2 separate regions of the Homo sapiens genome follow, and region 1 is linked to region 2. Evidence: read pairs that join two places in POLR2A ChIA-PET (ENCODE). Cell type or tissue: PC-9. All regions are shown on one strand. Links, peaks and the distances in the headings refer to the core of each region. The heading gives the core; the rest is flanking DNA.

Region 1 (15,364 bases), core at 6,135-8,634, 66 kb before region 2:
GATCTCGGCTCACTGCAAGCTCCGCCTCCTGGGTTCAAGTGATTCTCCTGCCTTAGCCTCCTGAGTAGCTGGGACTACAGGTGCCCACCACCACGCCCGGGTAATTTTTTTTTTTTTTTTTGTATTTTTAGTAGAGACGGGGTTTCACCGTGTTAGCCAGGATGGTCTCGATCTTCTGACCTCGTGATCCGCCCACCTCGGCCTCTCAAAGTGCAGGGATTATAGGCGTGAGCCACCGCGCCCGGCCAATGGGCACATTTTTCATATCACTAAAAATTTCTTTTTTATTTTTTGAGACAGGGTGTTACTCTGTCACCCAGGCTGGAGTGCAGTGGCGCAATCTCGGCTCACTACTAAACCTCCGCCTCCCGGGTTCACGCCATTCTCCTGCCTCAGCCTCCGGAGTAGCAGGAATTACAGGCGCAAGCCACCACACCCCACTAATATTTTTGTATGTTTAGTAGAGACGGGGTTTCACTGTTGGCCAAGCTGTTGTCAAACTCCCGAACTCAGCTGATCCGCCGGCCTCGGCCTCCCAAAGTGCTGGGATTACAGGCGTGAGACACCGCGCCCGGCCTCCTACCACTAAAAATTCTTCGGAAGCACTGTTTCAAATCACGCAGAGCACTTAGAGTTTTCCCTTTTCTCAGCTACTGCGCTGTTGGGGGAAGGGGGACCTCAAGTGTTTGCAAAATAACTGTGATAATTACCTTTGTAGATAAATCTCTGAGTATAAGTTTTTGAGGTCAAGGTTCGAAATGGAACAAATTCCTTTCTACAAAGGCCAGGACCCCTTGGCCCTTCCGCCCGGTGCCTGGCTCCCCCTGACATCAGCCTCTTGGTTCGTTTGTGGAAGAGCAGCTCTATTGAGATACAACTCTTGTGATTAATTCATGTAAAATACACGGTTATGTCGGGTCATGTCACAGCAGGGGCGACCATCGCGGGTCCCACGCGCGGCCCCGGGCAGGACCAGCGTCCCGGGCCGGGGGCTGCAGGGCAGGGCAGGGCAGGGCAGGGCAGGGCAGGGCAGGGCAGGGCAGGGCGGGGCGCGGGGCTGGGGCGGGGTCTGCGGGCCGGGGGCGGGGCTGCGGGGGGCGCGGGGCTGGGGCGGGGCCGGGGTCTGCGGGCTGGGGGCGGGGCCGCGGGGGGCGTGGCCGCGGGGGCGCGCGGGGATATCCGGGGGCGGGGGCGCCGGCGCGGCGCATGCGCGCTGCATTGTTTTGACTGAAAATGCCGTCGGTTTCGAAAGCGGCGGCAGCGGCGCTGAGCGGGTCCCCCCCGCAGACTGAGAAGCCGACCCACTACAGGTCAGCGCCCGTCCGGCCTGCGGCCCCCCGCCCGCGCCCGGTGCAGCTCGGAGCCTCCCGCCGGGGCTCGCGCCGCCTCCGCCGCCCCCGCGCCCCCCGGCCTCCGCGCAGCGCCTGGGCTGGGGGGGCCACGACCCTCTGCTCTCGGCGGCCTCCGCCTGAGGTCGGAGCGCGGCGCCCATGGTCTGGGATGGCACCTGGTTCCGGGGTCCACGCGCCTCTGGGGAGGGAGGAACGCCCCGGGGTTGGGGGTTGCGCCTGGGCTCGGGGACCGGGACCCTCTGCTCCGGCTGCCGACCGTGAGGTCACAGCGGGTCGCCCAGGGTCCGGGGTGGCGCTTGGGCTTGGGGACCAGGGTCAGCGCCTGGGCTACGAGGTCGGGTGAGGGTCGCGTCTGGAGTCGGGATGGGGGTGGGCGCAGCGCCTGGGGCCCGCCGGGAATGTGAGTACGGGTCGACCCTGGGTTGAGGCTCCTGAGGCCGGTGGGTCCCGCCGCCCACGAGTCCGAGTCCCTGGAGGTGCTGCCGGAAGCGAGCCGCGGCGCTGTCTGTGTTTGTAGGTACCTGAAGGAGTTCAGGACGGAGCAGTGCCCCCTGTTTTCACAGCACAAGTGCGCGCAGCACCGGCCGTTCACCTGCTTCCACTGGCACTTCCTCAACCAGCGGCGCCGCAGGCCCCTCCGCAGGCGCGACGGCACCTTCAACTACAGCCCCGACGTGTACTGCTCCAAGTACAACGAAGCCACCGGCGTGTGCCCCGACGGCGACGAGTAAGCGGCCGCGAGGGGGCGCCGCTGCCTGGGCGGAGGTGGGGGGCCTCCACCCGGGGATGCGGCCGGGACCCTCAGCGGACGCCTTAGTGTCCATACCTGGCCCCTGCAGAGGGAGTCGTAATTATACGCTGAAATTTTCTAGTGACCAGGGATGCTGGGGCGGCATTTCCTATTCTCAGGCCAGTTCCCGAGGGATTATGTGTGTTTTAGGGGTAACCCTTGTGTGACTCAAACCAATTTTGCTTCACCTCCCACTTTTTTTTGTTTGTTTTTTGAGACGGAGTTTCACTCTTGTTGCTCTGGCTGGAGTGCAATGGCATGATCTCGGCTCACTGCAGCCTCTACCTCCCAGGTTCAAGTGATTCTCCTGCCTCAGCCTCCGGAGTAGCTGGGATTACAGGCATGTGCCACCATGCCCAGCTAATTTTTTATTTTTAGTAGAGACAGGGTTTCTCCATGTTGGTTAGGCTTGTCTCGAACTCCCAACCTCAGGTGATCCACCCACCTCGGCCTCCCAAAGTGCTGGGATGACAGGCATGAGCCACCGTACCCGGCCCCACTTTTTTTTTTTTTTTTTTTTTTTTTTTTTTTTTTTTTTTGAGACAGGGTCTTGCTCTGTCGCTGGGGCTGGAGTGCAATGATAGGATACGGCTCACTGCAGCCACCAACTCCTAGGCTCAAGTGATCTTCCCTTCTCAGCCTCCCAAGTAGCTGGGACTACAGGCTCATGCCATGCCAGCTAATTTTGCATAGTTTTTGTAGGGATGGGGTCTCACTACATTGCCCAGGCTGGTCTTGAACTTCTGGGCTCAAGCAATCCTCCTGCTTCAGCCTCCCAAAGTGCTGGGATTCCAGGTGTGAGCCACTGTGCCTAGCTGTTTCCCACTCTGATTTGACACAGTTCCTGCATGAGAACCAACCTCTGGCCAAGTGCCTTGTTTTGTGTTTCTATAGAGACAGGGTTCTTGCTGTAGCCTGGTCTGGTCTCAACCTCCTGGGCACAGCGATCCTCCCTCCTTGGCCTCCCAAAGTACTGGGATTCCAGGCATGATCCACTGCGCCCGGCCAGGTTTTGAAGCGTTTTGTAGTGGTCGGTTGCTTTCCACACAGAGAGCTTGTTAGAATATTCACGCTGTAGAATATATCTGGGATGTTTCGTCTCTTGATGTTTACGTATTTATTTTAATTTTAAGACAGTAAAGTTTTTATGTGCAGGCTCATTTATGTAGCATCGAGACTGAGTCTCGCTCTGTCACCCAGGTTGGAGTGCAGTGACTTGATCTTGGCTCACGGCAACCTCTGCCTTGTGCAGGTTTAAGTGACCTGCCTCAGCCTCCTGAATAGCTGGGATTACAGGCACCCGCCACCACGCCTAGCTAAGTTTTTGTATTTTTAATAGAGTTGAGGTTTCGCCATGTTGGCGAGGCTGGTCTCGAACTCCTGACCTCAGGTGATTCTCCCTCCTTGGCCTCCCAAAGTGCTGGGATTACAGGCGTGAGCCACCACGCCTGGCCCCTATGTAGCACTTTTAAAGTTAAGAAATCAAGGTTTTGTTTTGGTTGATTTTTTTCTTTTTTTACAAGGTTCCTAATAGTGTTATGAACAGATGTCTTTATTCTGAAGTATGCAAAATGGGAAAACAGGGAAAATACAAGTCAGATTATATATTCACAGACTGGCGGGAGGTGGTATCAGGTTCTACTTGCTTCCTGTGGGCTGCTGGCGGAGGGTGGAGGGCGGAGGGTGGTCCATTCCTGCCTAGGGGTGAGACAGCAGCAGTTGCGGTCTTGAAGTCTTCATCCCCTGATCTTTTGGAAGGAGCTGATTCTCCAGGGACCTTCCTGTTGAAGGCTGCTTTCAGCACGGAGATCCTTGTGAAGTCTGTTTTCCTTTATTTTTTCAACAGTGCTTAGCCTAGGCGATAAATTAAAAAAAATTTTTTTTAAGGACGCTAGAAACTTTAAATACTGAAATGTTTTTAATTGTACATTAGTTAAATAGTGTTTGTTTTGTTTTTGTTTTGAGACGAAGTCTCTGTCACCCAGGCTGGAGTGCAGTGGCGCCATCTCAGCTCACTGCAACCTCCGCCTCCCAGGTTCAAGCGATTCTCCTGCCTCAGCCTCCCGAGTAGCTGGGATTACAGGCGCGTGCCACCACGCCCAGCTAATTTTTGTATTTTTAGTAGAGACGGGATTTCTACATGTTGGTCAGGCTGGTCTTGAACTTCTGACCTCGTGATCTGCCCGCCTCGGCGTCCCAAAGTGCTGGGATTACAGGCATGAGCCACCGCGCCCGGCTGTTTTTGTTTTTTGAGACAGGGTCTTGCTCTGTGCCCTGGGCTGGAGTGCAGGGGCATGAACACGGCTCACTGCAACTTGAACCTCCAGGGCTCAAACCATCTTCCTGCCTCAGCCTCCTGAGCAGCTGGGACCACAGGAGTGCTCTATCACTCCTGGCTAATTTATTTTATTTTATTTATTATTTTGTTTTTGAGACCGAGTCTCACTCTGGTTGCCCAGGCTGGAGTGCAGTGGTACGATCTCAGCTCATTGCAGCCTCTACCTCCTGGGCTCAAGTGATTCTCCCACTTCAGCCTCTGGAGCTATAGACTCTCTACACCACGCCTGGCTAATTGTTTTTGTATTTTTAGTAGAGAAGGGGTTTTGCTACATTGTCCAGGCTGGTCTCAGTCTCAAACTCCTGGACCCAAGAGATCCTCCCACCGCAGCCTCCCAGAGTGCTAGGATTACAGGTGTGAGCCACCACACACCTCGGCTCATTTTTAATTTTTTTGTAGAGATGGAGTCTCGCTGTGTTACCCGGCCTCAAGCGATCTTCCCACCTTGGCCTCTCCAACGTGCAGGGATTATAGGTGCAAACCACCACACCCGGCCATAGTGTTGTTAAGGCAGGTTGATGCCTAAACTTGAAATAATGTAGTCAGCCCATTTTGGTTAGGATGGTGATGTACTTCAAGGCGGTTCTGAAAGTGCATAATTGAATTGGTTTTTAAGCCACTGTTTTCCGCAAATGGGGCTTTCAAAGGCAGGTATTTGTCTAGTTGATGTCTGGGCTCAGCCCCTGATTTCCCTTGGTCAAGCCCCTTATCTGCCCAGACCTGGGATCCTGAGTTGCAAGTAGGGCCACTGCTGCTTAACTCTGGTGTGGGGGTCCTGGAAGTGTGAAGACGAGCACCCAGCCTGTCTGACCCCACTCCAGTGTTGAATACAGGGCACTGATTGGCAGCACTCTATGTCACCCAGGCTGGAGTGCAGTGGCGTGATCTCGGCTCACCGCAACCTCTACCTCCCGGGTTCAAGCGATTCTCCTGCCTCAGCCTCCCAAGTAGCTGGGATTACAGGCATGTGCCACCACGCCCGGTTAATTTTGTATTTTTAGTAGAGATGGGGTTTCTCCATGTTGGTCAGGCTGGTCTCGAACTCCTGACCTCAGGTGATCCACCCGCCTCGGCCTCCCAAAGTGCTGGGATTACAGGCATGGGCCACCGTGCCTGGCCAGGTGATGCTTTTAATGCATAAAGATAAAGCATCTTTTTCTCTCTTTTTTTTTTTTTTCTGAGACAGGGTCTTGCTTTGTCACCCAGGCTGGAGTGCAGTGGTGCCATTACAGCCCACTGCAGCCTCGACCTCCCGGACTTAAGCAGTCCTCCCACCTTAGCCTCCCAAAGTGCTGGGATTACAGGTGTGCAGCCCTGCACCCGGCGAGAAAGCATCTTTTCATAACTGTTTCTTTTTTTGGAGATGGAGTCTCGCTCTCGCTTTATCTACCAGACTGGAGTGAAGTGGTGCGATCTGGGCTCCTGTATCCTCTGCCTCCTGGGTTCAAGCAATTATTGTACCTCAGCCTCCTGAGTAGCTGGGATTACAGGCGTGTGCCACCATGCCTGGCTAATTTTTGTGTTTTTAGTAGAGATGGGTTTCACCATGTTGGCCAGGCTGGTCTTGAACTCCTGACCTCAGGTGATCCGCTAGCCTTGGCCTCCAAAAGTGCTGGGATTACAGACATGAGCCACCGCGCCCGGCCTCATAAGTTTTTGTTGCGGAGTCTGGGTGTCTTGGTGTGGACTCAGCCTCACTGCTAGGCACAGGGTGGTATCCAGTTCTTACAGGGATGGACAGTGCTGTAGTAAGCGCCTGCCTCTAGGTGGTCACTTCAAGCTGTGCTCAAGTAGCAGTTCCATAACATCATTACAAAAATATTAGCCTGCTGTCTGAATGGCTTACAGTTTATAATTGAGGGTGGTAAGTGGGGCTAAGATGCCTGTTTGGTGTTTTGTTTTGGATACCTGGGTATATGCACACATAGTAAGGAAATTTCCTTATTTTATTTAAGATTTTGTTTGTAGCGTGTGAATGACTTGCTTCGACCGGCCCTTTAGGAAGTGTCTGACAGGCTGCCTCCCCTGAGATCTCTCCTCCATAATTATCCTTCATTCCACGGGAGTGGGACTTTCTCATCGCTGAACAAAGGGAATAGCCAGTTTGTCCTATTGAAGTACCCGTTCTGGTTCTCATTAAGGGTTGCCTCGGAATTTGTAAATAAAGGAACGTTCAGAATAAGGACAGGGCCTTCCTTTTCTTTAGTTCATTGGTTTTTAAAATTTCTATTTTGGCTGGGCGCGGTGGCTCACGCCTGTAATCCCAGCACTTTGGGAGGCCGAGGCGGGCAGATCACGAGGTCGGGAGATCGAGACCATCCTACATGGTGAAACCCCGTCTCTACTAAAAATACAGAAAAATTAGCTGGGCATGGTGGCGGGCACCTGTAGTCCCAGCTACTTGGGAGGCTGAGGCAGGAGAATGGCGTGAACGTGGGAGGCGGAGGTTGCAGTGAGCCGAGATCGCGCCACTGCACTCCAGCCTTGGCGACAGAGCAAGACTCAAAAAAAAAAAAAAAGAAATTTCTATTTTGGGTGTTGATACTACCAACCTGTTATTTTACACATGAATGTGTATCAGAGAGCAGAGACCCTTAGCCCGTATCAGGCGTTGCTCTTGGTTGTGGCTGGAGGTGCTGGGGCTGAGCTGTGGGGCAGAGCAGGACTGGGACCCCAGGAGGGCCCCCCGCTGCTGGCGTCTCCTTTCCACGGCAGGCTGGCACCTCGCTCCACCCCTGCCTGCTCAGTTGCTGCCTCTGTCAGCCCCCCCTGGGGGCAGCCCCACCGGTACCAGCTCCTGCGGACGCCTCTGCCGTCACCCCTCCCTCCGTGGAGGGTGACCTCCTACAGCCCCTGCTGTCATCTCTTCTCTCTTCCTCATCCTATGGCTCCCCAGGTCACTTCTCGGCGTCCTCTATCCTCTGTGGGCACCCCCTCCGGTGCCTGCCCCCGTGGGTGCCCCCACTGTGCACCCTTTCCTAGGTGGGTGGCTGCCCCTTGTTGCACCCCACGCCGTGCCGGTCCTGTGGGCATCAGCGTGATCTCGGCCCCGCCCCGCCCCGCTCGGGAAAGGCCTTTTGTTCCGCGCGACACGCCCCTCCGCTGCGCGCCCGCGATTGGCTGTCCCGGGTCACGTGTGAAGCCCCGCCCCCGTGGGAACCGTCCTGGTCGTTGGGGGGGGGGGCAGCTCCCATGTGGGCGTGGCCTTGAGGCCCCGGGGGTGTAGCTGAGGGGCAGGCGCTTGCTTTTCTCTTTAAACAGATTGCGGTAAAGAAATAGAAAAGGCGCCCCGCGGGACCCCGGGCCTCTCCAGGGTCCATCTTTTTTTTGTTTTTCTTTTGAGCCAGGGTCTGGCTCTGTCTCCCAGGCTGGAGTGCCGTGGCTCGATCTTGGCTCACTGCAACCTCTGCCTCCTGGACTCAGCTGATCCTCGTGCCTCAGCCTCCGGAGTACCCAAGCGATCCATATGCCTAGGCTTCCCAGAGTCCTGAGATTACAGGCCTGAGGCACCATGCCCAGCCTCTAGGCCCATTTTCATTGGGAAAAAAAAATACACGTGGCCTGCAGCTGTGTAGCCACAGAACGAGTGGCCATCTGCCAGCCCACCCCTGTCCAGAAGAGCGCTCCTGCACTGTGGCCCTGCAGCCACCCTGGGTCTCGTTCTCAGAAAAAACAGGCTTGCCCCATTCCTGTGGTGCCACTTTTCCAGATTGACACACAGACACAGGTTTGTCCTTTTTTTTTTTTTTTTGACAGGGCCTCACTCTGTCGCCCAGGCTGGAGTGCAGTGGTGTGATCTTGGCTCAGTGCAACCTCAACCTCCTGAGCTCAAGTGATCCTCCCACCTCAGCCTCCAAAGTAGCTGGGACCATAGGCGCACACCACCACGCCCAGCTGAATTTTTGTATTTTTTGTAGGGGTGGGGTCTTGCTGGTTTCGAACTCCTGGGCTCAAGTAATCCACCCACCTCTCCTCCCAAAGTGCTGGGATTACAGGAATGAGCCACTGCGCCCGGCCTCTGTCTTCTTTCCAGAGCTCTGTTTGGCGGTGTCACCTGACAGACCTGACACTTCCCGCTTGCCCTGTGCGCCTCCCCAGGCCTCTGTCGTCCGGCAGGTGCAGAACTCCTGTCTGGATGGGTCCGGGGTGTGCCTAGCTGGGTCTCCACTGTGCATTCTGTGAGTAACTGGTGGGAGGAGAAACTTTTCCAAGTATCCATTTCTAAGATTAACTGTTGCTGCTTGTATCTGGCGGGTCTGGAGTCTGATCTTTTTTTTTTCTTTCTTTCTTTTTTTTGAGATCGAGTCTCCCTCTGTCACCCAGGCTGGAGTGCAGTGACACGATCTCGGCTCACTGCAGCATCCACCTCCCGGGTTCAAGTGATTCTCCTGCCTCAACCTCCCGAGTAGCTGGGATTACAGGCGTGCGCCACCATGCCCAACTAATTTTTGTGTATGTGTGTATTTTTAGTAGAGATGGGGTTTCACCATGTTGGCCAGGCTGATCTCTTAACTCCTGACCTCAGGTGGTCCACCTGCCTCAGCCTCCCAAAGTTCTGGAATGACAGGCGTGAGCCACTGTGCCCGGCCAGGAGTCTGATCTTTCTATTAAAAGATCCTCTTGCAATATTTAATTTTAAAATGTTGAATGCCTTAGGACCTAAGGCGTAGGTGAAAGTTCCACTCACTTCAGGGTGTGTAGAATTTGCTGTTTAAACTGATCTCATGATGAGCTTGGGCTTTGGGAGCAAGAGGAAAGCCCACGGCCGGCCTGGGACGTGCGAGCAGTCTTTAAAACTCAGAGGCATCCGGGTGCAGTGGCTCATACCTGCAGTCCAAATACTTCAGGAGGCCTAGGCAAGTGGATCGCTTGAGCCCAGGAGTTTGGGACCAGCCTGGGAAACAGCAAGATTCTGTCTCTACAAAAAAATTAGGCCGGGCGCGGTGGCTCACGCCTGTAATCCCAGCACTTTGGGATGCCAAGGCAGGCGGATCACCTGATGTCAGGAGTTCAAGACCAGCCTGGTCAACATGGTGAAACCCTGTCTCTACTAAATATACAAAAATTAGCCAGGCATGGTGGCAGGTGCCTGTAATCCCAGTTACTCGGGAGGCTGAGGCAGGAGAATCGCTTAAACGCAGGAGGCAGAGGTTGCAGTGAGCTGAGATTGTGCCACTGCACTCCGGCCTGGGCAACAGTGAGACTCTGTCTCAAAAAAAAAAAAAATTAGCAATATAGCCCGGCATGGGAGTACGCCTGTTCCTCCCATCACCCCCAGCTGTTTCAGTGCTGTGCTCTGGGCCCCCCACCTATGCCTGCGTCCTTAAGCTGGAAGGGAGTCGTGTACACTGCCTGTCTCCTAAGCCCGGTGGTTCTCGCACGTTCCCTGGGAACCAGCCGGCAGTGCAGATCCACGGGCCTCGTCCACACCAGCTGGGGGGACCACATGGGCCACGGGCCTCCTAGGTGATTTTGATGCATGTGGCTCGCAGTCTCGAGAATGTGTTAAGGGGGTCTGGTGGACCCTCCTTGGGTTCAGGTGAGAGCTTCCTGAGGGAAGGGCAGCTTCTTGCACTCCAGGATCTGGCTGCCTCCTATCCTCTGGTCTCGGTGGGTCCAGGGCATTGGAGCGTGAGGCAGAGCGGTGCCCATGTGCTGGGTGTAATCACGTGGCTCTGCTCACTGATTGTCTCGGATGAGTTTGAGAACCGTGTTTGTCACCCGACCCCCGGGGGCTCGTGCGTCCCCTCCTTGGGCATCCGTGAGCAATGGCTCTGTGCTTTCTCTTAGGTATTCCCTCTCACCTCCTAGGTGTCCGTAAGAGTAAGGCATTTTCTTAAAACTTTTTCCAGTTTCTTTTTTTTTTTTGAGATGGAGTTTTGCCCTTGTCACCCAGCCTGGAGTACAGTGGCGCGATCTCGGTTCACTGCAACCCCCGCCTCCCGGGTTCAAGTAATTCCCTGCCTCAGCCTCCCGAGTAGCTGGGATTATAAGCGCCTGCTATCATGCCCGGCTAAATTTTGTATTTTTAGTAGACCAGCCAGGCTGGTCTTGAACTCTTGAGCTCGTGATCCACCCGCCTTGGCCTTCCAAAGTTCTGGGATCACAGGCGTGAGCCACTGTACCCAGCTGCCTGGCTGGCTGCCTGCCTTCCTTCCTTTCTCCCTCCCTCCCTCCCTGTCTTTCTTTCCTCTCCCTCCCTCCCTTCCTTCCTCGCCTCCTTTTTTTTTTTTTTTTTTTTTTTTTTTTTGAGACAGGGTCTTGCTCTGTTGCCCATGCTGAAGTGTGGTGGCACAATCACGACTCACTGCAGCCTTGGCCTTTTGGGCTTTAAGCGATCCTCCCTCCTCAGCCTCCCAAGTAGCTGGGACCACAGGTGTCCACCACCACGCCGGGCTAATTTTTAAATTTGTTGTAGAGATGGGGACTCACCATGTTGCCCAGGCTAGTCTTGAACCCCTAGCCTCAAGCAATCCTCCTGTCTCTGCCCCCCAAAGTGCTGGGATTACAGATGTCAGCCAGTGTGCCAGTCCTTCCTTCTAAGTCTGAAAAATACCCCACTGTGTGGCTGGAAGCCCGCGTTTACCCCATTGTGTGGATAGAAGCCCACGTTTACCCTGTCTTGTGGACGGAAGCCTGCGTGTACCCCGTCACGTGGATGGAAGCCCGCATTAACCATGTTGTGTGGATGGAAGCCCGCGCTTTCCTTATTGACTCCATTGGCGCCCACTTGGGTGGTTTCTGCCTCTTGGCTCTTGCGAATGACGCTGCTGTGAACATGGGTGTGCAGGTGTCTCCTGAAGACCCTGCCTCCAGGTTTTTTGGATGTGTACTTAGGAGCAGGATCGCTGGGTACCAAGGTAGCGTTGTAATTTGACTTTTGCTTGGCTGGCTCCTGGGGACCCTGAGAGCCAGCCAGGCACCCCTTCTTCTGCCTCTGTCGACCCTCAGCTTTCAGTGTCTGGCACATCACAGGTGCCCAGCGGAGCCTGGGTCGGCCTCTCTGAACTCTGTGTCTCTGTTTCCTGACCTTAGAGGATGGGGCTAGACCTGGTGTTGCTGAATCGCTCTTGGTCCCCAGCCATCCCTGGCTGGAGCTCCTAGTGCCCAGGCTGCAGCCCTGTGCACAGTGAGGTGGGCGGGGCCCTCACGGAGCTCCCCAGTTGGAGCTGGAGGTGAAGGTTTCAGTCCTTACATTTGGGGGCCTGCAGTGACGGCCCATGTCATCCTCTGCCTTGGCCCTTGGGCCACTCAGGGTGATTCTGTGACCAGCCAGGGCTCGACACCATTGATGACTCAGGGTCCTCTGTGCGTCCCTTTGCCTCCTTCTGGAGTGACCTACCTGGAGGCGCCCAGGAATGCCAGAGCGGTTTGTGTCGTCTCCTTGTCTCCGTCGCTGCTGCCTGCCTATGACTTGAGCCTTGGCAGCTGCTTCCCCTCTCCACTGCACCCCATCGTGCTTCAGGAGCTGCCTGTGACTCCCCAGGAGCATGGCTCTGGGCCTGCAGGTGGCCCATGGGATGGTGATGCTACCTCACCTGTGTTCCCCACCACGCCATCTGCCGCCTCTTCTGCCCATCCCCCTCGTGTCCCCCAAGCCGCGTCCAGGGCCCTGTGCTTGTTCCCTCCCCTACCTCCCTCCTGGGGTCCCTGAAAGCAGCAGGACGCTGGGCAGGAGGGGCCCCCACTTTGTGACTGCGACGGGTAAGGAAGGTGACGCAGCCTGCGTGCAGGGCATGAACTCTCATTCCCACACAGGTTTAAAGGTTTATTTGGAACATTAGGAAGGATGAGCTTTGTGGAAATTCAGCATTGTGTTTCCTGCTGTGTTTGGCTGACTGGGGGTTTGCGATGGTCTGTGTTTCTTACTGTGTTTGACTGGTTGACTGGGGGTTTGCGGTGGTCTGTGTACCTGGGCGGTTCCACATTTGGGGACAGGTGCTGCGTCCAGTGTGTCCGTCCTTCTGATTAGAACAGGAATCTGGAAGAAGGGAAGGGAATTCACTGCTTGCCACGTGCTGACAGGGCGTGGACCCAGGGAGCTTAGGGCTGCCTCTGGGTCCATGATAACCAGGCATTGCGTGCCTCTCTGCTCCCCAGGTGTCCCTACCTGCACCGGACGACGGGGGACACAGAACGCAAGTACCACCTGCGTTACTACAAAACAGGAACCTGCATCCACGAGACAGACGCACGTGGCCACTGCGTGAAGAATGGGCTGCACTGTGCCTTCGCGCACGGCCCCCTGGACCTGCGGCCGCCCGTGTGTGACGTCAGGTGAGTGGGCATCCACGAGTGGGCACTTGGCCTGCCTGCTGCTGTGGGCTCTGCTGGATGAGCAGGAACTCGGCAAGTGGCTCGCCTCCCTGCTGCTGCAGGCTCTGCTGGCCCAAATCTCTCTCCTCCAGAATTTCTTTCTGAGTCTGGATGTTAGTCCTTTTTTTGCTTTTTTTGAGACGGATTCTCGTTCTGTCACCCAGGCTGGAGTGCAGCGGCGCGATCTCAGCTCACTGCAAGCCCTGCCTCCTGGGTTCACACCATTCTCCTGCCTCCGCTGCCCGAGTAGCTGGGACTACAGGTGACCACCACCACGCCCAGCTAATTTTTTTTTTTTTTGTATGTTTAGTAGAGATGGGGTTTCACCATGTTAGTCAGGATGGTCTCGATTTCCTGACCTTGTGATCCACCCACGTTGGCTTCCCAAAGTGCTGGGATTACAGTGAGCCACTGCGCCTGGCCTCTGGATGTTATTTCTTTCTTTTCTTTTCTTTTTTTGTTTTTTGAGATGGAATCTCGCTCTGTTACCCAGGCTGGAGTGCAGTGGCGTGATCTTGGCTCACTGCAACGTCTACCTCCTGGGTTCACGCCATTCTCGTGCCTCAGCCTCCCGAGTAGCTGGGACTACAGGCGCACACCACCATGCCTGGGTTATTTTGTTGTATTTTTAGTAGAGACAGGGTTTTACTGTGTTAGCCAGGATGGTCTCCATCTCCTGACCTCATGATCTGCCCGCCTCGGCCTCCTGAAATTCTGGGATTACAGACGTGAGCCGCTGCACCTGGCCTCTGGATGTTATTTCTAATGAGACAGTCCTTCAGCTCTTCTCACTGTGTGTTTCTCTTCTGGGCCCGGAGGGCAGCTCACTGGGGTTGAGGCTGTGAGGCACTGCTGCTTTCCAGGAGAACGAACTCAGCACACAGTCTGGGGCAGACAGTCCTTCAGCTCTTCTCACTGTGTGTTTCTCTTCTGGGTCCGGAGGGCAGCTCACTGGGGTTGAGGCCGTGAGGCACTGCTGCTTTCCAGGAGAACGAACTCAGCACATGGTCTGGGGCTGCAGAAAAGCGAATCCTGCCCACACAAAACTCCGCTCTTACTTGGGTGGGGCTGAGCATAGTGGCCCATACATGTAATCCCAGTGCTCTGGGAGGCCAAGGTGGGAGGATCGCTTGAGCCCGGGAGATGGAGACTGCAATGAGCTGTGATTGCGTCACTGCACTCCAGCCTGGGGGACAGAGCCAGACCCTGTCTCAAACAAGACAAAGCAAACAAAATGAAGTGGTTGGGATTTGGATGAGGACTGCGGGCCAGGACAGCGGAGCGCCACACACTGAGACTCCGTCCTGAACCCTTCGGCAGCAGCCTCTCTGTGCAGTGGTGGGAGGGGAGCGTGCCCTCCAGTGACCTCGTTTCAGCTTTGGAGGCTCCAGATGCAGAGCTGTGACCACTGTGTCCTCGGCTTGCAGGGAGCTGCAGGCCCAGGAAGCCTTGCAGAACGGCCAGCTGGGCGGCGGGGAAGGGGTCCCGGATCTGCAGCCTGGGGTCTTGGCCAGCCAGGCCATGATTGAGAAGATCCTGAGCGAGGACCCCCGGTGGCAAGGTAACTCCACGGCCGCAGCTGAGGGCGGTGGTGGGGGGGGCGGGCACAGCGCGAGAACAGCTCGGGCCACTTGGTTCCCTGTGCCTTTCAGTTTACGTGCAAGGTGATCAGATGGGGAAACCGAGGCTCGTGGAGTCCAATACCAAGCCCTCCCCAACAGGGGGTGGGTGCCGAGTGGGATTTGGGCCCAGGCGCCTTCCCCCGCACCTGCTCTGAATCTCTGCGGCAACTGGCATCTCAGTGGGGCCAGCCATTGACCAAGTGGCCGAGGAGGTAGCACAACTCCCACCGGAACTCGTGAGGCGTCCTGTCCCAGAGCCGGGGCGCCCACCAGGCACCCACCAGGATGCTCAGCAGAGCCCCCAGCCCACCAGGCACCCACCAGGATGCCCAGCAGAGCCCCCAGCCCTGCGCCTCTCTGGGGTGGTGCTCTAGACAGCAGCTTTCAAATCCCTGAGCTTGGCCAGAAACATATGGACCAGGGGGCTGTCCCTCGGGGCTGGGGGACCTGCATTCCTGGCTGGCACACAGATGAGGTTATATGCAGGGGAGATTTTGATTTGAAAAAAAACGTGGTAAGGCTGGGAGCACTGGCTCACGCCTGTAATCTCAGCACTTTGGGAGGCCGAGGCGGGCAGATCACTTGAGGTCAGGAGTTTGAGGCCAGCCTGGCCAACATGGTGAAACCATGTCTCTGCTAAAAATACAAAAAATTAGCCGGTTGTGGTGGTGGGCGCCTGTAATCCCAGCTACTTGGGAGGCTGAGGCTGGAGAATCTCTTGAACTCGGGGGGTGAAGGTTGCAGTGAGCCAAGATCACGCCACTGCACTCCAGTGTGGGTGACAGAGTGAGACTCCGTTTCAAAAAAAAAAATGTAAAATACACACAACATAAAATGCACCATTTTTAAGTGTACAGTCCAGTGGCATTTAGCACGTCTGCAGTGTTGTGCAGCTGCCACCTCTCTCTAGTTCCAGAACATTCCATCCCTGCAGAAGGAACCCCCC
Region 2 (9,491 bases), core at 2,432-4,931:
CCCCTCGCCCCGGCACTCACCTCATCGTTCTGGATGGAGTCAGGCGAGAGACTGATGTGCTGTACATACTTGCGGATGTCGCCCACCATCTGAGGGCAGGAGCAGTGCTCAGCACGGGCAGGGGGCACCAGGGACTGCCTCCACGCCTTGGTCTCCAGGCCCCACCCACCTTAGAGGTCAGGTGCGCTGTCACCGTGTGGGCCTCCCGTTGCAGATCATCGTCCAGGGCCTGTGTGCAGCTGAGCAGAGGGCGGGGGAGCACCCCCTCGGGCCCCGTGGCCCCCTCTGGCCATGCCAGGCCCTTCAAGGCCTGCCCAGCAGCCTTGCGCACGAGCTCCACATTGTTGAGGACCACGCAGAGCTGGAGGAGGTGTGGCCAGGCAACGATGGGTCCGGGGCCTGGTGATGGCCCCCCACCTCCTGCCGGCTCCCCTCCCCAGCTGGTCACTCACCGCCTCGCTCACTGCTTCACCGGCCGCCCCTGGCTGAGTGTCCACCTTCTTCCGAAGCAGCTCCGTATAGAAGAGGGTGGCCTCACACACGTCCTGAGGAGGGGATGGCGGTGGGGAGCCATGGAGCCCTCCCCTGCCCCATCTCCTCTCCCACCCGTTCCCCTCACCCCCAGGGCCCACCCACACACCTGGCCAAGCTGGGTGCCCAGCCCCTGAGCCTGGGCAGGGTCAGGCCACGCCAGGCGCACCCACAACTCCTGGATGTGGCTGAGGCAGAGACCAGCAGTGGCTGCGGAGCTGCTGTGCCTGGAGGAGGCGTCCACGGGCTCCAGCTAGGGAGGCAGGGGAGGCTGGGTTTGCTGGGGAGGCAGGGGAGGCTGGGGAGGTGGGGGAGGCGGGGGTTGTGGGGGAGGCTGGGGTTGCGGAGGAGGCCGGGGAGGCTGGGGTTGTGGGGGAGGCTGGGGTTGCTGAGGAGGCTGGGGTTGCGGGGGAGGCTGGGGTTGCTGAGGAGGCTGGGGTTGCTGGGGAGGCTGGGGTTGCTGGGGAGGCTGGGGTTGCGGAGGAGGCCGGGGAGGCTGGGGTTGAGGGGGAGGCTGGGGAGGCGGAGGAGGCTGGGGGTTGCTGGGGAGGCTGGGGTTGCTGGGGAGGCGGGGGAGGCTGGGGGCCTGGACCAGCCCCAGTGTCCTCAGGCCAGGGCAGCTGTCACCGTGTCCATGTCCACGGCTCCCTGAAGCCTCCACTTGGCCTGGTCCCTCAGCACTTGGAACCAGAGCTTCACAGCAGGCAGGAAGGGGGCGTGGATGCCAGCCAGGGCCAGAGAGCGGCTGTCCCTGTGGTGGGAGGGTTGTGAGGGCTCGGCCCTGACTCAGACACCTTAACCAGCACGTTCCAGGCTCACAGCTCCAGGACCGTCCCCCTCACAGGTCCTGGGGCCCTGGTCCCAAAGTCTGTCTGCAAGAGATAGGGACGGGGCACCCACCGGCCAGGGATGCTATCCCAGAAGCGCTGGAGGTCAGCCAGGGTCAGGTAGAGCTCAAAGAGCCCCGAGGCCACCTCCAGGGTCATCTTGGGGCTCAGCTCCTCCGTCAGCACCCACGCCTCCTCAGCCACCTGTCCGGGACAGCAGGATCAGGCCTCCAGCAGCAAGGAATCCCAGGACCGTCCTAGCCAAGGGCATCTGCCCACTTCCCCATGCCTGGCAGGCACCCGGGGTCAGGGACCCTCCTCACCAGACGCTCCAGCTGCCGGAAGGTCAGGGTGAAGACGTCCACATTGAGGATGCTGCAGAGCAAGGGACACACCTCATCCACCTGCGCCCCACCTGCAGGCCCTGTTGGCTCCGACCCCAGCCCCAGGACAGCACTGAGGGGCCAGGCCCACCTGTGGAAGAGGCTGGCGTACACACTGTAGCAGAACTGAAGGTCATCATAGACGGCGTCAGCCAGCACAACCAGCCCAGGCAGGCGCTGTGGTCCTGGCTGCAAGGAAGCCTAGCTCGTACCCACCTCTCGGCTGCCCGTACCCCTCATGGCCAGGGTCCCCCACAACTGCACCTGCTCTCGGGGACTCTTGTCATTCAGGATCCTGTCGTACCACTCACGGTTGCCTCTCTGCAACAGACACCACCAAGACAGCATGGTGGATTGCAGGGAAGAGGAAGAGGTGGGCAAGAGACCGTGGTGCAGAGGTGCAGGGGACGGGAAGGCAGGGAAGGGGAAGGGAGGGCTTAGCAGCCGGCCTCCACTGGGCTTTGGAACACACCTTCAGGGCCGCAGCAATGTCCATGTTCAGCTCCGACTCGAAGGGGCAGATCTCAAAGGAGGGTTGGAAGAGCTGCAGCTTGCCCAGACACCTGGGTGGGGGCAGCACGCTGACGTGGGGCCTGCCCTGCCAGCCGCCCCCACCCACGCTGACACGCGGCGCTGCACCCACTTCAGCAGCAGCTCCAGGCGGTGGACAGCGGTGCTGTTGGTGGCAGGGAAGTAGTCTCGGAGCTGGCGCAGCAGCTGCAGCCCGAACTCAGAGAAGGCGGAAAGGCTATCAGCCAGGCTCTCCTCCTGTGGGGACAGGGCCCTTCAGTGCCAGCAGCCCCGACCGGCCACTGATGAGGAGAAACATCCTCCCTGCCTTGGCCCGCAACACCCTTCCCCGGGCATGGTCAGCCCAGCTCTGCTCTGAGCAGCACCCTCCACAGGCCCAGTCGGCCTGTCCCAGACGGCCTGTCCCAGCCTCGGTTTCCACCCACGCAGCTCACGTAGGGCCTGTGCCCCTGCAGTTCCCACGTCCGTCCTGCCAGGGCCGCTCCCTCCTGTCGCTCAGATGGGCGCCACCTTGGCGGCTTTCCCCAGCCCTGTCCTAAGTCCTGGCCGCCCCCCGAGGTGACTCCCACGAGTCTCCCGTCTCCTTTCTGCAGAGCGCTGGCTCTCGCCCACGTCATACAGTTTGTCCATTTGTCTTTGACCCCCACGCGGGCAGGACTCTGCCCCTCGCCGACCGGCACTGAGCGACCCCAGTCCCCAGCACTCCCTTCGCCATGGCTGGCAAGAAGGTCCCGGCTGCACCCACCTGCTCCTGGGGCAGTGAAGGAGCCTCTTCCCAGTGTGCCTGCATGTCCTCCAGCAGCCCCAGCAGGTAGCTGTAGTCCAGCGTGCAGGTTTGATGGTGGCGGCTGCTGACCTGCCAGTGCCTGTGGGGCCCGGCCCATGGTCAAAGGGTATGAACCCCGCCCCTGCCATGCCCACTCAGCACCGCCTACAGCACTACCCCTTTCTCTGCCCCACCCAATCAGCACTGCCGCGCCTACTCATAGCACTGCCCCTTTCCCTGCCCTCCAATTAGCGCTGCCGTACCTACTCATGGCACCGCCCCTTTCGCTGCCTCACCTACCCGTAGCACCGCCCCCTTCCCTTCCCGCCCAATCAGCGCAGCCCCACCTACTCAGCACCGCCCCTTTCCCTGCCCCACCCTCCCAGCCACGACATCCACTCACCGCATGGCCCCCGATGCCCCACTCGCTCACGCCCGCCCACATTCCCCGCCCACTCGTAGCTCCACCCACTCACAGCACGGCCAGCTGCAAGGGTGACAGGTTGCTCTGGGCTCCGTGCAGGCAGAGGATGGTGGCGGCTGGTGTGCTGAGCTCTCCTCGCCAGCTGCTGGAGTTGGGCTGGGGGAGGAGGTCTGTCGTGGGTGGAGGCGGGACAGCCCCACATCCCCTCCTCAGGCCCCCTGCCGGGCTGTTCCAATCCTAGGCGCACCCACTACCTCCTCTGCTGAGTGCTCCAACCGCAGCAGATGGCTGAGCAGCAGCAGGTGGGACAGGAAGCCGGATCGCCCGCGCTGGCTCATGGCCGTATCCCTCTGCAACGCAGAGCCCACCCAGTCACCAGCTCTGCCCCCGCCCCAAGGACGGGGGTGGAGGACGGGGACGCCCACTTTCCCCACCTGCGTAGTGATCAGCTTGAGAACCAGGTGGCAGTGTCCCTGCACACGCGAGGCACTGGAGCGTGGCTCCAGCTTGAACCAGCGGTCGACGCCAGCCACAGGCACCTCCTGGGGGTAGCATGGGGGTCAGGCCCACCAGACTCCTCCCCCTCCCCTTCCACACTGACTCTGTGAGACCCTGGAGAGACCACATGGCCTGGGCTTCCCTTCTCCGGGGAATGAGGGTGACAAGCGCACTCAGTGGAGGCCCAAAAGCAGGAGCTTCTCCAGGCAGTGCCCTGCCCCTTGAAGGCTGGGACACTCCCCAGGCCCTTCTCTAAGTGTCACCAGCCCCACCCCACACCCACTCACCCGGACAGGTATGTTGAGGCACCCCAGGAAGTCATCGGTGTGGTCCTCGGTGGGTCCTGCTGTCCCGTTTGCGCGGGCTGACTTGACGATCTGTTTGAAGTACCTGGCCACCACAGGTGGTGAGCATCACGCTGATGGCTCCTGGGGAGCCACTGCCCGCCGGGCCCCATGACCAAGCTGAGGGCACGGGTGATGGGTAGAAAGGTCCCAGCAGTCATACCTGCCCATGCCCTTCAGGCCGATGACTTCATTCAGCTTCCTGCACGCTTCTACCAGGGATACATCGTCGTCATGATCCCTGGTGGGGACAGGGGAGGACCTGGCTTGTCTGGAGCCCGCAGCCGGGCCCTGAGTCCGTCCTGCTCCCCCGCAAAAGGTGTGCATCCCCGCCGCCCTGCATGGCGCAGGGGCCTGTACCAGATGTCCAGGTGCAGCTGGTCCGTGCTCACATCCTCAATCTCGCTACAAGGAGAACAGAGATGCCCATGAGGGTCCCCGGCGAGGCTCTGCCCAGGCCGGGGTCAGGGAGTCCAGAAGCAGCAGGGACCAGGCCACAAGCACCCGCTCTCCAGACAGGCTGTTCAGGTCCAAATCCTGATCCCGCCAGGTGTTGCCAGCCGTGTGGCCCCGGTGGCACAACGCCCATCTCTGGGCCTCAGTTTTCTCCTCTGGAAAGTGGGCACACGGCCCCAAAGAGACCGGGAGCTGCTGCGAGCCACCACCCTCCAGGCACAGCCCAGCTCTGGACCCCAGGCAGAGCCCCCCTCCCGCACCCAGACGGGCGAGGGCCTCACAAGAGGAAGTGCTCCTTCCAGACGGGGTTCAGGGTGCTGCTCTTCACCTCGGTGACCTGGATGCACTTGGCAGGCAGGGGTCCACCGCGCTTGCTGCCCTTGCGGAAGCCGAAGCGCTGCTCCTTCTGTGCACGGGGCTCCCGCGTGGCGTCCGAGGCAGGCAGGATGCCCAGCATGCAGTATGGGTCGCTGAAGCCTGGGCACGGCAGGCGTCTCAGCCCTGGCCCCACGCCCTCTGGCCCTCCATGGCCGCCAGGCCTCGGCGCAGCCGAGGTCTGCTGGGTCCCCACTCACCGTTGGGGTCCTTGGCCAGAAGGTTCTTGGCACGCATGACAGAGACTTTCAGGGCATACGTGGGGGCCTGTGGACAGAGGGGCGTGGGGGGCCTGGTGAGGCTGAGCTGCCCCCCAGATGCCCTACTTAGCATGGAGGTGACAGGGCCTTGCCCCGTGCCCCCGCCACGCAGGCACGTGCTGGTCAGTGCCTGCCCAGGCAGTGGCGGCCTCACCTTGGCCTTCCTCACTCGCTCGATGGCCTCAGTGTGCTCCTCAAGGCTGGTGCCAAACACCTGTGGAGGGTGGCTGGGTTGGCAGGGCCTAGGCAACCCCTGAAGCGAGGCTGGCCACTGTGCTGGGACCTCGGGCTCAGCCCGTCACAGACACCCAACCTCAGTCCTCACGGGTGCAGGGTTGGGGGAAGCCTGGGAGGCAGCGGCAGAGGGTTTGTGCCAAGGGGCCTGGGCATGCCCAGAGATGGTGGGTGTGATGAGGGCCACGCAAGTGCATGCGTGGGAATGGGGGCCACGGGAGGACAGGGGAGTTCAGAGCACATGCAGGTGGAAGCCGGGAGCGTCCTTCGAGGTGCGTCTGTCAGCCTATGTGCATGTATGTGTGTGTGTCTGTGTAGACATGCAGCCTGTGTGTGTCTGTGTGCACCTGCAGCCTGTGTGTGTGTGTGCGTGTCTGTGTGCACCTGCAGCCTGTGTGCGTGTGTCTGTGTACACCTGCAGCCTGTGTGCGTGTGCATCTGTGTGCACCTGCAACCTGTGTGCATGTCTGTGTACACCTGCAGCCTATGTGCGTGCATCTGTGTGCACCTGCAACCTGTGTGCGTGTCTGTGTGCACCTGCAGCCTGTGTGCGTGTGTCTGTGTGCACCTGCAGCCTGTGTGCCTGGGCATCTGTGCGCACCTGCAGCCTGTGTGTGTGTCTGTGTGCACCTGCAGCCTGTGTGCGTATGCGTCTGTGTGCACCTGCAACCTGTGTGTGTGTCTGTGTGCACCTGCAGCCTGTGTGCGTGTGTCTGTGTGCACCTGCAGCCTGTGTGCGTGTGTCTGTGTGCACCTGCAGCCTGTGTGCCTGTGCATCTGTGTGCACCTGCAGCCTGTGTGCCTGTGTCTGTGTGCACCTGCAGCCTGTGTGTGTGCGTGTCTGTGTGCACCTACAGCCTGTGTGCGTGTGTCTGTGTGCACCTGCAGCCTGTGTGCGTGTGCATCTGTATGCACCTGCAGCCTGTGTGTGTGCGTGCGTCTGTGTGCACCTGCAGCCTGTGTGCGTGTCTGTGTGCACCTGCAGCCTGTGTGCGTGTCTGTGTGCACCTGCAGCCTGTGTGCGTGTGTCTGTGTGCACCTGCAGCCTGTGTGCGTGTGTCTGTGTGCACCTGCAGCCTGTGTGTGTGTCTGTGTGCACCTGCAGCCTGTGTGCGTGTGTCTGTGTGCACCTGCAGCCTGTGTGCGTGTGTGTGTGTGCACCTGCAGCCGTCTCTGTGTGCTGTGCACGGATCGGGGAGATTCTGCATACTGTTTGGGTGATGATGGTGTCAGTGGGTGGGGAAGGGGTTGAGGTGGGGAAGCTGTCAGGGTCTGGGTCGGGGTCAGGGTGGGCTGACCTGCTGGAGATAGCTGAGCAGGGCCTCCTCGTCGTCCACCTGGTCAGGGCCCATGGTACCCGCGCGGTAAAGCACCGTGTACAGGGCCTCCTCGTAGAGCATCTCCACCTGCAGGTGGGGGAAGGGCGGCCACAGTGCCGCGTCCCAGGCCCCCAGCCCTCAGCAGCACCTCCTGTCTGCCTGAGCCCAGGCCCCACCTCTGCCTCTTTGCACCAGGAGCCCCTCCGCTCCTCACTCACCCACCCACTCACCCTGGCTCTCTGCCATCACCAGACCCTGTGCACACAGTAGGTGCCTCTAAACGGCTGAGGGAGCAGCCGCTGCAGACGACTGCCCCTGGTTCCGACCCCCACCTTTACCTCCTCTGGGGCCAGGGCTCTCAGGCCGAGGCTGGGATCCACAGGCTCCGGGGGTGCTGGCGAGCCACTGCGCAGGGGGACCTGTGTGTGGGGCCCAGGGTGAGGGCTCTGACGGCAGGGAGAGCCCCAGGCCTGCAGCAGGGAAGACAGGTGGTGCCCCAGGAGGTGGGAGCGAGGGCAGGAGGGAGCGGGGAGGAGCAAAGGGGGAGCCCCATGCTGGGCTGTGGTATCGGGCCCTGGGGGTGGCACCCTTACCTCGAGGCACGGCAAGCCCTGTCTGCCTTCCCCCTTCTTCAGCATGAGGCGCATGTGGGCAAAGAACTCCACGCCATCCCCGGGTTTCCTGGAGAAAGAGCCGGGTCAGCTCACAGCTCTCAGCACGCTGGCCCCTGCCTGGGACCCTCGACTCCAGGGGCAGGAAGGGCCATGTGACATCCACAGTGTGGCACAGCTAACTGCAGACCCTCCTTCCCGCCCAGGGGTGCTGGGGCAGGGGCGGCCATGTGTGAAGTCTGGCGGGAAATGGCCCTGTGGGCGTGTGGGGCTGGGCCCCTCGGCACCCACCAGGCCCCCGTGGCAGGCTCCTGCGGGTCGGCGCTGGCACTCCCTGGGTCCTGCTCAGTCCTGCGGCGGAAGGACGGGCACACCTGCACCTGCCTGAGCACGCTGCTCTTAATGTCCAGCAAGGTCGACATGGCGGGTGACCTACAGCAGAGAGCACAGCCCGCAGCCTCAGGTCGTCCACTCAACCCTCCGTGCACCACAGCAGGCGGGGGGGTGGGGGGGTGGGGCGGGAAGAGGTGGGGCAGAGGCCTGGGAGCTCACCCACAGCCTGGATGGCGCTGGGCACCTGGTCAGGCGGTGAGGGCTCCTGTCCCCACACCTGCTGGGTGACCGGCTAAGTCCCTGCGCCCCCTGCAGGGCGGCTTCAGGGAGGAGGTAGCAAATGCTGTCAAAGGCGGGGCTGGTGCCCACCCAGAGCTGGGGGTCCATCAGGGACTTATGGGGTCTCACTGGCGAGGGAGGCGGTTGCCACACTCGCCCCCCACACCCCTCCCCGCGACAGCACAGCAGGAGGCGCCTGTTTCCTGGGGCTGCATCAAGAGGACCAAGATCTGGGCCACAGCACTCAGCTCCCCCAGCCCCCGTGCCGACTCTGGGGCCAGGACGGATGCCAGGTACCCAGCTCTCCTATGTAGGAGGTAAAAACTCGCCAGAACCCTGACATCCTGGGTGGAGGATGCCCATGTGGCCAGGAGGCCCTGGAGGGGACTGCCTGGGGGTCCTCGCTCACCAAGCACAGCGGGGGTCAATGCCCCCTCCTCACCCCAGGAGCTGGTCAGCAAACCTGAGGTGGACAGTAGAAGGTGGGGGGCAGTGTCCCCACAAAGCAGGGCCTGCTCCCCATAGTTGGTACAAACGAGAACATGAAGCGAGCCGGGCCCCGCTGGAAAATGCCGGGTGTAGGGGCTACAGTTCCCTCCCAGTCCATCCAGCGTCAGTTCCCCTCATGTTGCCATGACAACTGAGCCAACCTGTCAGCCTCCTGCTTGGAGCAGCAGCAGCAGCAGCAGCCCAGATGTCACCGCTGGGACAGAGCTGCCCTCTGCCAAGGCCCGGAGCCTGGGCCCAGGCAGACCCGGAAGCCCCCTGGAAGGCCCCACCCACTTTTTGTTTTGTTTTGTTGAGATGGAGTCCAGGCTGGAGAGCAGTGGCATGATCTCAGCTCACTGCAGCCTCCACCTCCAGGTTCAAGTGAGTTGCAGTGGCGCAGTCTCCGCTCACCGCAACCTCCGCCTTCCAGGTTCAAGCGATTCTCCTGCCTCAGCCTCCCAAGTAACTGGGATTACAGGCGCCCGCCACCAAGCCCAGCTGATTTTTTTGTACTTTCAGTGGAGACGGGGTTTCGCTATGTTGGCCAGGCTGGTCTTGAACTCCTGACCTCAGGTGATCCACCAGCCTCGGCCTCCCAAAGTGCTGGGATTACAGGCATGAGCCAGCACCGCCCAGCCCACCTGTGTCAGGGAGGAAGGCCGGGTGGTCCTGCCCTGCACACCCCCTTCAACAGGGGTAGGATGATGGCTAAGACACCGTAGCCTCCTGAGACCCTCTTCCTCTGCATGGGTGCAGGTGCAGACCCTCCACCTCTGCACTGCCTCTGCCCCCCAGCAGCCCCAGGGAGGTCTCCTCCCCGCTCCATGGAAA

The links. Peaks named below come from ENCODE experiments on the same cell type or tissue, not always from the same donor. Only the 100,000 strongest peaks of a DNase experiment are listed, where the experiment ranks them.
Region 1: POLR2A ChIA-PET joins it to region 2 with 60 read pairs; 14 of 35 experiments call an interaction of 5 or more read pairs at or near these places.

The regions. Positions count from the first base shown.
Region 1 is chr16:1,400,561-1,415,924 of GRCh38, reverse strand. UNKL (unk like zinc finger) reads left to right here and starts at 1,221. Exons shown (of 15, transcript NM_001372107.1): 1 at 1,221-1,310; 2 at 1,870-2,079; 3 at 12,581-12,757; 4 at 14,224-14,357. The coding sequence starts at 1,234. UNKL-AS1 (UNKL antisense RNA 1) reads right to left here and starts at 7,531. Exons shown (of 2, transcript NR_188570.1): 1 at 7,033-7,531; 2 at 3,674-3,996. RefSeq lists enhancers at 22-595, 596-1,170, 1,171-1,745, 1,746-2,320 and silencers at 817-886, 7,108-7,257, 7,528-7,597, 7,648-7,697, 7,576-7,753 and 3 more. In PC-9, for the core only: no CTCF peak of the experiment used is centred there; a DNase peak (open chromatin) is centred at 7,614; H3K4me3 peaks cover 910 bases.
Region 2 is chr16:1,337,040-1,346,530 of GRCh38, reverse strand. It overlaps BAIAP3 (BAI1 associated protein 3), which reads right to left. Exons shown (of 34, transcript NM_001199097.2): 2 at 7,851-7,991; 3 at 7,542-7,629; 4 at 7,287-7,367; 5 at 6,928-7,035; 6 at 5,550-5,609; 7 at 5,336-5,402; 8 at 5,042-5,237; 9 at 4,665-4,709; 10 at 4,468-4,545; 11 at 4,248-4,350; 12 at 3,897-4,004; 13 at 3,717-3,812; 14 at 3,515-3,618; 15 at 3,018-3,138; 11 more. The coding sequence starts at 7,981. Among named protein-coding and RNA genes, the nearest start is that of BAIAP3, 8.1 kb to the right of the region's middle. RefSeq lists enhancers at 2,918-2,967, 3,874-4,422, 7,313-8,162 and a silencer at 3,158-3,617. In PC-9, for the core only: no CTCF peak of the experiment used is centred there; a DNase peak (open chromatin) is centred at 3,400.